Linked DNA regions of Homo sapiens: region 2 is linked to region 1. Evidence: chromatin loops called from intact Hi-C (ENCODE). Cell type or tissue: body of pancreas. All regions are shown on one strand. Links, peaks and the distances in the headings refer to the core of each region. The heading gives the core; the rest is flanking DNA. Region 1 has its middle 21 kb from the start of MEPE. Region 2 overlaps LOC124900730 (a long non-coding RNA gene).

Region 1 (5,382 bases), core at 328-5,327:
TAATATGGATGTCTTTCCCAGTGACCTTCAAATCAGTCACCTGGGTCTCCCACAAATCTATAGCTAGTCCAGAACTTCCCCTGTATTAACCTACCATTGCAGGAATGTTTCAGTTTATGATGAAAAATAGCTTGTCTTTGTGGATTATCTTATATCAACAAATAATAAAAATATCATTTAAAGTGAACGTACAAGGCTGGGACTGGTGGCACAAGCCTGTAATCCCAGCACTTTAGGAGGCCAAGGTGGGGCAGATCACCTGAGGTCAGAAGTTCGAGACAAGCCTAGGCAACACAGTGAAACCCCATCCCTATGAAAAATACAAAAATTAGTCAGGCCTAGTGGCACAGGCCTATAATGCCAGCTACTTAGGAGGCTGAGGCACAAGAATTGCTTGAACCTGGGAGGTGGAGGCTGCAGTGAGCCAAGATCGTGCCACTGCACTCCAGCCTGGGTGACAGAGTGAGACTTTGTCTCAAATAAATAAATAAATATTAATTAATTAATCAAGTGAATGTACAGGACAGCATTTAAAAATGGACCTTTACACAGGCTCTTGCAAAACAGAAACTATTCACAGTGCATATACGTGACTTCCCCAACTCACTACTCTGTGGAAAATAATCTGGTGATTGTAGAGCCGTAGTGTGCCATCGGTCACGTACAAACCGGTCATCCTAACAGGATATGATCACAACCATTCAAAGTTTATGTGTCTCTGTAAAAGACAGAACAGAAAGTGTGACAAGGAAACAAAGTAGGAACAGAAGGAGCAAAAGTTGAAAGTACAAGGGCGCAAAAGTCACAGTATGCTGATTCGAGACTAAGCTTGCTGCCTTATGTTGCGCAAAAGTGTGAGTTCTACAATGAGATCACATGGACACAGGAAGGGGAACATCACACTCTGGGGACTGTGGTGGGGTGGGGGGAGGGGAGAGGGATAGCATTGGGAGATATACCTAATGCTAGATGACGAGTTAGTGGGTGCAGCGCACCAGCATGGCACATGTATACATATGTAACTAACCTGCACAATGTGCACATGTACCCTAAAACTTAAAGTATAATAAAAAAAAAAAAAAGTGTGAGTTCTAGAAGAGCATTCCCTATTAATAGAATCTTTAGTTAGTAGAATTTTAAAGCAGTGATCCATAAATTTCTAGTGTTCTACAAAATCTGCCTCTGTCTTGGTTCAGTGTTGGTGCTCTGTCTTCCACAGAGATCCGGGTTGATGAAAGGCCCTTCCAGGGAAGAGCCCCTCAGTTGCACCATCATGTTATTCATCAGGGCCAGATGAATAAAGAAGGGACGTACAAGTGTGAAAGCCCCCCAGCATCTGAGCCTACCGGTAGCCAAGAGAAACGAGTCTCCAACCTGGTCTTTTGGCTTCCTCATTTCAGCTTACTCTGGCCTGTTCATCTAACACTTACTAAAAGCATGTGACAGTAAGCTTTGAATCAATTCACATATCTTTCTCTCTCAAAATAATGTTTTTAGTTTTCTGATTATGAGAGAAATGAAAAACCCATTATATAAAATTACAAAAAAAGAAAATATAAAAAAAAATTACACTTTCATCACATTTTTCCTCCCAGTTCTTTTTCTAACTATATACTGACATATATTCTAAGAAAACATTATATTCTTTTAGTGTTCTTTTCTGCTATCTTAATTTGCTCTTTTATCACATTACCAAATATTTTTAAATCATTTTTAAATTTTATTATATACATTTACCACAGTTTGTTCAGTCTACTATTGAAGAATATTTAGCATTTTCCCAGTTTGTCTCTATTATAAACTCTTGTGTTTTTTCAGCTTTACTGAGGTATGATTGACAAATAAAAATTGTATATGATGCTTAACCATTCTTTTTAAATGGCTGCATAAAATTTGCTGCTTTGATTTACTGTCATTTTTTTAGCCACATCCCTATTGATAGGCATTTAAATGATTTTTAGCTAATCACTATTCAAACAGTGTTACAATAAACATCACTGGTCATGTATCTTTGTGTACAACAGTAGGGTAAATTTTTAGCATTACCAAGTCTATTTTAAATATGAGATACAAAGATGCAACATCAAGTTTCATATACCTGAGCAAGTAGGTTCTTAGAGCAAGTAAGTGAATATTGCACTTTACATAAATTTGCCTCTGTGACACTTCCACCTGCACACAATATGCCCCAGGGCAGTTAATTCCAAACACTGGTGACAGGCTAGGTCCAGTGGAGTCATCTGAAGATCTTTATCAGAAAGCACAACCCTGGAGCTCATTCTCAAAGATTCCGATTCTTTGGTGGGTCCTAGTATTCTGCATTTTAGGAAACTTCCAGGTGACACTAATACACAGCCAGGTTTCAGCAACACTGCCATAAGAACCCGTATTAAAGAGCTTTTAAAATGGAAAACCAGAAAATAGTCACTAGATGGCAACCTCGCTCACTTTTTGAAAAGCATTTTGAAACAAAGCAAAGAGAGTTTTTAACTTTCATTCACAATTAAATTTGGAAATGTCTCCCTAAAGGAAGTTTAAAAAAAAAAAAAAAAAAACATACAATCAGGTGCCTCTCTTTCATAATGCCCGTATCCTATTACTTTTAAACTCCATAAATAAAAACAAGGGCTCTTTTGTTTGAATAATAACAGCCCCCTCTGGAAACTTAATCTAGTTTTTGTTTGCATACATCTCTCCTATAAAACTCTGAATTTCCTGTTTCCTTAGATAATAAAGTGGAATTTGTCTTAAAAAGTCTCTTTTCTTTCTTACTAATGTCTGAATCTCCTTAAAGCCAAGATCAGCTGTGCTTAGTTTTGTGAGGCTAAACCCCCTGACATTAACACGTTGCCATTCTTTTTCTAACTGGCTCTATACAGGTGCAGAGATTCTTGGAAGAAACCTTAGAGATCATCTGGTCCAGTGCTCACCTAAGGCAGGTTCACTGTGTTTCACCCCTAATAGCTGGTCATTTTGCCACTGTTTACATACTTACACTAACAGGGAGTTCATTACCTTACCTTACACTTTTGGTGCTAGGCAGAAAGATGCATTCATTTTCCACATTACATGTTTCCTGTTTTCTACACTTCTCCTCATCAAACTAAACATTTTTCAATGACCTTTCATGTGCTCTTTCACCACACTTACCTCCAGTTGGTTGGGCACAATATTCCACATATTGTTTGAACATCTCAGCAGACCATGTAATAGTCTACCCTTTATTCTGGCCACTCAATCCTGTTAATATAGTCTAGGATTGTGTTAGACTCCTTAACATCTACAAAATGCCTATGTCAGCACTTGGTCCAAAATACAGGCTAAATTCATATTAGTTTCCCTTTCTCCTTATTTAATTTCTAATTATATAAGTACTAACTTCCTTCTGGTTTTTGTTTGCTCATGTGCTTACTCCATAAAAAACAATATTAGACCAGCTCTGCTCTTTGTACAGTATTATATCATTTATTTTCTGATCCAGGATGCATAATGCTCTATTTCACAATGCTATTTTATTGAAGTTTCTTCAATCTCGATTTTGTGATCCTAAATATTAACTATCACTCCCAGTTCTTAAGATGCAAATACTTCCTGGGTGTTCATTCACCAGTTTGAAGAAATTTTGAACAGGGCAGAGGGCAGGCTAGGACAGTGCCTGCAGCATATTGAAGTTGGCCCCCTTGTAGCCTGATGCTGATCTATTTTTTTTTTTTTTTTTGAGACGGAGTCTCGCTCTGTCGCCCAGGCCGGACTGCGGACTGCAGTGGCGCAATCTCGGCTCACTGCAAGCTCCGCTTCCCGGGTTCACGCCATTCTCCTGCCTCAGCCTCCCGAGTAGCTGGGACTACAGGCGCCCGCCACCGCGCCCGGCTAATTTTTTGTATTTTTAGTAGAGACGGGGTTTCACCTTGTTAGCCAGGATGGTCTCGATCTCCTGACCTCATGATCCACCCGCCTCGGCCTCCCAAAGTGCTGGGATTACAGGCGTGAGCCACCGCGCCCGGCCGATGCTGATCTATTAATCAATACTTTTTGGGTGCAGCTGTTTGGTTAATAATGACTATGGCTCTATTATTAACTGGCCTAGATATGCTCACAAAAGAATTTTGTCAAATGCTTTGCTAATATCAATATGCTGAGCTCTACAGCATTTCCTAAACCTACAAGACCAGCAATAAGATCAAAAATGCAATCAGGCTGGGCACGGTGACTCACACTGTAATCCCAGCACTTTGGGAGGCCAAGATGGGCAGATCATTTGAGTCCAGAAGTTTGAGACCATCCTGAGCAACATGGTGAAACCCATTGTCTACAAAAAATACAAAAATTAGCCGGGCGTGGTGGCATGCTCCTGCGGTCCCAGCTACTTAGGAGGCTGAGGCAGGAGAATCGCTTGAAACTAGGAGGCAGAAGTTGCAGTGAGCCGAGATCGCGCCACTGTACTCCAGCCTGGATGACAGAGCAAGGCTCTGTTTCAAAAAACAAAAGAAAAAGAAAAAAATGAAATCAGAATAGTGACAGTACAGAAAACTGTGATAATGTAGACTTAAAAAAAAACTAAAGGTTTTTTTTTCACCTTGGAAAGGTGAAATAGATTACAACCAAATTACAACTGTAATCCCTGGACACATGTAGAACAGACCCAAGAAAACTCTGAAAGGTGGAGAGAATTAAAAAGATGGGCCAGGGACCTTAAGACTCAAGGAATGACAAGGCATTAAGCTTCCTGGGCTTTTTTTGGTCTCATATATCCCAGACTTGGAGCTCCAGATGCTGGCAGCCCAGAAACACCAAATACAGACAAAAAAAGCCTGCACACTCTAGCCAAAGGAACAGGAAAGGGGCAGTCCAGCAACGCTGAACACTTTTAGACAATAACCACTCTACGCCAGCCAAACACCGCAGAGAAAACTGTGGCCCCAACCCCACCCACACAAGCCAAGGCTGAGTGGGGGAGCCCAGACTTCCAACCTGGAGACGCCACCACGAGGTGCCTCAGCCCCGTCACCACCACCACCACCACCTCCGGGGTGGTATCACAGAAGGCTGAGAAGAGAGCTGGTACTCTCATTCCAGCCAGCCTGTAACAAGCAGTTCCTGTGGTATCAGTGGAGACCATGAGGACAGCCTGGACTCCACTCCCACTCGGCAACTTCCTGCTGAGGGGGGGGCACAGGAGGTCTAGTGGAGAGTCAAGATTTTTACCACTGCTTAGCAGTAACAATGCCACCTACCTATGGTGCCACCAGAGACCATGTGGGGAGCCAGAACTTCCACCCTTTCCTGTAGTAATGAGGAGCCCCCAACACACATGCACACACACACACAGGGATGTCAAGGGAGGCCAAGTGGGAAACCTGGGCGTCTATCTCTACCCTTCTA
Region 2 (5,382 bases), core at 239-5,238, 110 kb after region 1:
TAGGAATATCAGTGAAATAAATATACAGGAAAGGGTCAAAGCTTCAGCTCCCAACAATAAACAGTTTCTGACATAAGCTACTGTTTCCTTTAATTATGGTCATCTCCATATGAGGATGGTAGAGTGCTTTAAAATTCTTCAGGTTTCCTAGAATTTACCTCCCACACAATATTTGATCTGGTGAGAGGCAACTAAGACTAAAATTAATCTGTGAACACATCCTTACTAGTAAACGGAAGTCATTCAAAACCTTCAGAGAACATGACTTTAAGTTCTCAAATATAACTAGATGGGTTGATTTTAACTTGATCTCTTATTTATTTATTTATTTATTTATTTTCATAGAGACAGGGTTTTTGCCATGTTGACCAGGCTGGTCTTGAACTCCTAAGCACAAGCAATCAAAGTGCTGGGATTACAGACTTGAGGACCAAGCCTGGACAATTTAACTTGATCTCTAACTGCCACTGGCTACTTGTTAGAAGGTCAAAAAGCAAAAGGTATCCAAAAAACAGGTGGCCTAACTAAGAAGTAAAAGCAAATGATGCTGTGTGAACGATTCAGAAGTTGCGAGATGAATTTATCATTTAGTGGAAGGCAGCTGTAGCCTCTTTCTTCTCAGAAATAAGCCAACTTAACAATATTTAATTATGTGGTATAGGCAAGATAAAATTCAGGTTCCCAGATTCCCAACATGGGACACTATCCACTAAAACCTATACCACAGCTGATTCTCTTCTTGCAAAAGTGGGAAAAACAAAAACAGAGGATCAAGAGAAGCCCGCTATCCTAATCACTTATCTACTGATATTGCATACCATCTCCTTGTGGAAAAAATTAGTCACATACTTATTGTATAAAATAATCAACTTCAATTTTAACATATTAGTAACCTCGCATGAACTTATTCTGGCTTTTAGAAATGGGGGAGCAAAAATTAATAGAAAATAGATACATATAAAGTTATAGCACCATAACTTAAATTCCGTTTCATGAGTCTAGTGACCTGGAACACAGACGATAAAATCCAAAAGCTATGAACTGAGCAATATTATGCATATGGCATTGTGTTAATTAAGGTAACATCTGCTATCGTAACAGATGTCAGGCACTAAAGGCAATAGAAACTTATTTCTCATTCATACTGATGGCAACGGTGGGCCATCCGGAGCGGTTGCTGTCATCTTGCCAGCTGCAGCTGGGAGGCGCCAGCGGTGGTGGCAGGAGCGGCTGTGGGAGCAGTAGTGGCGGGTTGCGGGGGAGGGGGTACCCCTGTGCCCTATGTCCAATGTCTGGGAGGCAGCCGACTACGCCACCGGGACCCTAGCACTGCAGGGCAGGACCTATCCCCAGGCCCAGAGCCTCCGTAGCTCAGCCCCTGGCCCCGCGTTGCTGCTGTCACCCTCTGCTGCTGCAGGGAGGATGTGTGGAAGAGGCAGACAGTCCCCGAAGCCCACAGCCCTGGGGGCCACCACGATGGGGCCAGGCCAAGTCGCCCATGGGCAGGGGAGCAGCTGTCAGGCAGAGAGGGTCCCCAAGGCAGAACTGGGTCCAGGGCAGTGTGACGCTTGCACACAGAGCGTGGTGGCCGAGCCAAGGCGCTGACCTGGGGTGTGCTTCAGGGCCCCATGGCTGGAAGTGGGAGCAGTGCCCGCTTCAGGACCCAGCCAATTTTTGCAGTGACAGCACCCACCCCACCAAGCCAAGTTCCTGCACGTCAGGAGAAGGCTCTGCACAGGGCTGACTGGGGCTGTGTCCAGGGGTTCCGTCCCGCATTGAGGTGATCACCGGGCCTGACACTCTCAACTGCCAGGCCAGGCCCTGATCCACTCCCAAAGGGTCCCCCTCAGACAAGGCTGTGAGCTGGGTGGGCAAAAGCCCCGCCCTCCCAGGAGCAGGACCTGGGAGTCTGTGCAGTCTGCACCCTAGGGGGCCTGTCTGCTCCTGCTGCCTGGTCTCTCCCCACTCCTGGCACCCACTCCAATCTTGGAGTGGGGTTGGGGCCAAGCCGGAGAGCTGTCACAGCCCAGCTGGCTGTGCGCATGCTCCGGACAGCACTGACACACCAGCCCCCTGCCACCTCGGCCTCCTCCAGACTTTGGGCACTGATGAGTGTTGCGGGGAGGGAAGTGGAGGTGAGGATGAGGGCAGCTCAGTGCTGGCTTGCAAGTGCCCCTTTGTGCAAGCAGCCTGGGTGCCATGGACAGCCACAGGAGGCAGACCGGCTCCTGGGCAGAAGGGGGCAGGTCCAGGTGAGGCCCCATTTTCAGGCCAGGGAGAGCCTGAAGGCTGGGGGCCAGGCTGCCAGTCCCACAGACTGGAGCGGAGACTCGTGGTGTCTTTTCCAGGCCTGCCCATGGTTGCCCATGGACCAATTGGTGTGCACTTCTTCACCTCTGAGGTCCATAAATGCCCTGGGCTCAGCAACACCAGGGCAGAGGATGGAGAGATGAAGGGACAGCCAGCAGCAGAGAGGAGATACCCACTCTGCTGAGAACTGAACACTTTTCGGGATGACCTGCCTATATCTCTGATAGGAGCTGAACACTCGTCAGGACACCCTAGCTATGGAGAGGAGCTGCCCACTGTGAGTCTTCCCTGAGGTGTTCTGTTGCTCAATAAAACTCCTCTTCGTCTTCCTCACCCTCCACTTGTCTATGTACCTCATTCTTCCTGGTCACAGGACAAGAACTCAGGACTTGTGGAATGGTGATGCTAAAAGAGCTGTAACACAAACAGAGCTGAAATATGCCCCTTGCTCGTTTTGTTGGTGGGCAAAGAGGAGAGAAGAGCTGCAGCCCTTCAGGGAGCCTAGACCTGGGATCTCCCTGAGCTAGGGCTGTGACTCCCTTTTTGAGACCCTGTGGTCCCTGGTGTCTCTGAGCCTCTGGGCACCACCACATTCCCTAGTATGAGCCAGGACAGCTGCCTGTGGGGCGCTGGTCCAGCCACAGCCTTGAAGAGAGCTGGCGCCCATGTCGGCACCTGGAGCTTCCTGCCCCGCAGCAGCAGCTGGCGTGTCTGACTGCACAGTGGCCAGACTCTATGCTCATTCACACCCCATTGCCACTCCATGCCTGACTCGCGGCATCCCTTGGAGGCATGGGATCCAGGCCAGTAGCATGAGCTGAACACAGCCTGCCAGGCTGAGTGGGCAGAATGAGTCCAGTGGGCCAGAGGCAAAGGCACCACCGGCTGTATGTTTCTGGCCAAAAAAGCAACACTCCAAAGATCCTGTAACAATACGATATCTAATGCTAGGGTTCCAGATCAGCAGACAGCTCAAGTCATGTTCTCCCTGGGCTCTGCTATCCAAAATGCTTCAGTCCTCTTCATCTGGTGAAAGGGTAAGGAAGAAGACTATGGGGGAGGCACGCTTTTTGAAGTTTTTAGGCACTTCCGCCTGGAAGGGAAACACATCACTTTGTTTTACATTCCCTTAGCAAGAACTAGACATATGGCCACATCTAAATGCAAGGGAGGCTGAGAAATGTAGTTTCAGCTGGGCAGCTGCTTCCCAGCAACTACTCTGAAGACAACACATCTTTGGTGTACAGCCAACAGTACCTGCACAATTATTATGGTAGGTGCTACATAGAATTCAAATGTGGTAAGGCATAAGACCAACTATGAAACATGTCTTTCTGTAGAAATATGATACTTGTTAAAATACAATAAGCAATTTGTTCAAAGTTTAGAGAGTCAAGAAAACTAATATTTAAGATCATTGTATCTATTAAGAATGAAGCTAATGATATTAACCCATAATCAGTAGGTGTGTGTTTTGAACTGGTGATTCACAGCTGTTTGAGATTAGCAGAGACATACTGACACTCTCCCACACTGTATGGCTCATGACCATAGCATGGCGTTAGCTGGGTGGCATATGTGAAAAAATTAAGCTTTTGTTCTTCTTAGATTTGAACTTGTTAGAGGCAAGATTTTTGAAAATCCTTACAAAATTTCTCTCTTCGGTATCATTGGAACTTACAGCTTTTGTTGTATGGTTATTTGGGTTTTTGTTTTTGTTTTTTGTTTTTTTCTTTTCATTTTAACCAAGTTTGGTCAAATTTGGATGCTTATAATTTTGATTCACATCTTAGAAGTTAGTCTCTGGGGCCAGGCATGCGGGCTCGCGCTTTCAACCCCAAGACCACTTTGGGAGGCATTTTGGGAGCTGAGGCAGGAGGATCTTTGAGTCCAGGAGTTTGAGACCAGCCTGGGCAACATAGGGAGACCTCGTCTCTACAAAAATTTAAAAATCAGCCAGGTCTGGTGGTGCACACCTATAGTCTAAGCTACTGGGAAGGCTAAGGCAGGAAGAGCGCCTGAGCCTGGGAGGTCGAGGCTACAGTGAGCCGCGATCACACCACTGCACTCCAGCATGGGTGACTGAGCAAGATCTTGTCTCAAATAAATAAATAAATAAGTTTGTCTCTAAATATTAGCTCCTCAACTGAGCTGCATCTTAGCATCCTCTTGAAAGCTTTTCTTAACACTGATGTGTAGAACTAAACACTTCCTTCCCTGGAACCCTACTGGCCCTGTAAATATACACCTAATATTTATGCAAAGAGTAAATGCAATCAGGTAAACAGAAGTGACCGGCACATTAAATGGCTTCTATTATAGTTATGTGAAAAAATTGAGGTCATAATACCAAACTTATGTCATCGTTATGAATATTAGACAAAATGCATATTTTTAAATCTAGTACTTTACAGGTGTCCCATAAATATATATACAATTACCATTATTGTTGTTATTATTGTTGTTATTATTTTGAATATCTCTCCTTTTAAAAGGCAAAGACAGAAGTTTTGGGCTCACTCTTTGTTACTGTAGAAAAAGTAAATGTTAAGGGCATAATAATTACCAGAAAATTCCCTTGTTTCTTAGGGAAAAAACAAGCAGCAGAAATTGCGTTAAGCATGAAATGGCTGAAAAGAGGGCAAACTGATTCTGGATGACTCGTGAACAATATCATTAGATACAAAGTGAAATTAATAGGTTATCTAGACTAATAAAATCCACAGATGCTTGGAAATGAAGGAGATGTGAATGCGGGAAAGAAAAATCTAAAAACATCTCCAGATTATGGCGAAGCCCTATATGCCTGACCTGTTTGGCAATAAAACTACCCCCAAAAACCACAAGAGGCATTTTCCAGGAAAGAGGCAAGCCAATCTCTTCAGTCAGTTTCTCCTCAATCCCCTACTCTGGGTAATGAAATCTGAAAGAAATTCATGTGACCCATACTGGGAAAATGCCTCTAGAAAACCCATATTGTGGGAGGTAAGAATAAAAAATTCTCAGAACATGAAAGATTGATTTATTAAAATTGTAGGTTGGGATTGATTTACCTCCTTTTTTTAAAAAAAA

The links. A loop is a pair of places that touch in the nucleus more often than their neighbours do. Peaks named below come from ENCODE experiments on the same cell type or tissue, not always from the same donor. Only the 100,000 strongest peaks of a DNase experiment are listed, where the experiment ranks them.
Region 2: it touches region 1 in a loop (4-fold over the local background); 101 of 110 quality-filtered maps call a loop at or near these places.

Annotation. Positions count from the first base shown.
Region 1 is chr4:87,850,795-87,856,176 of GRCh38, forward strand. No RefSeq gene overlaps it. Among named protein-coding and RNA genes, the nearest start is that of MEPE, 21 kb to the left of the region's middle. In body of pancreas, for the core only: a CTCF peak has its summit at 2,426 (motif pointing right); no DNase peak of the experiment used is centred there; H3K27ac peaks cover 2,169 bases.
Region 2 is chr4:87,964,371-87,969,752 of GRCh38, forward strand. All of the region lies in intron 1 of LOC124900730 (a long non-coding RNA gene), which reads right to left. Among named protein-coding and RNA genes, the nearest start is that of SPP1, 8.7 kb to the right of the region's middle. In body of pancreas, for the core only: no CTCF peak of the experiment used is centred there; no DNase peak of the experiment used is centred there.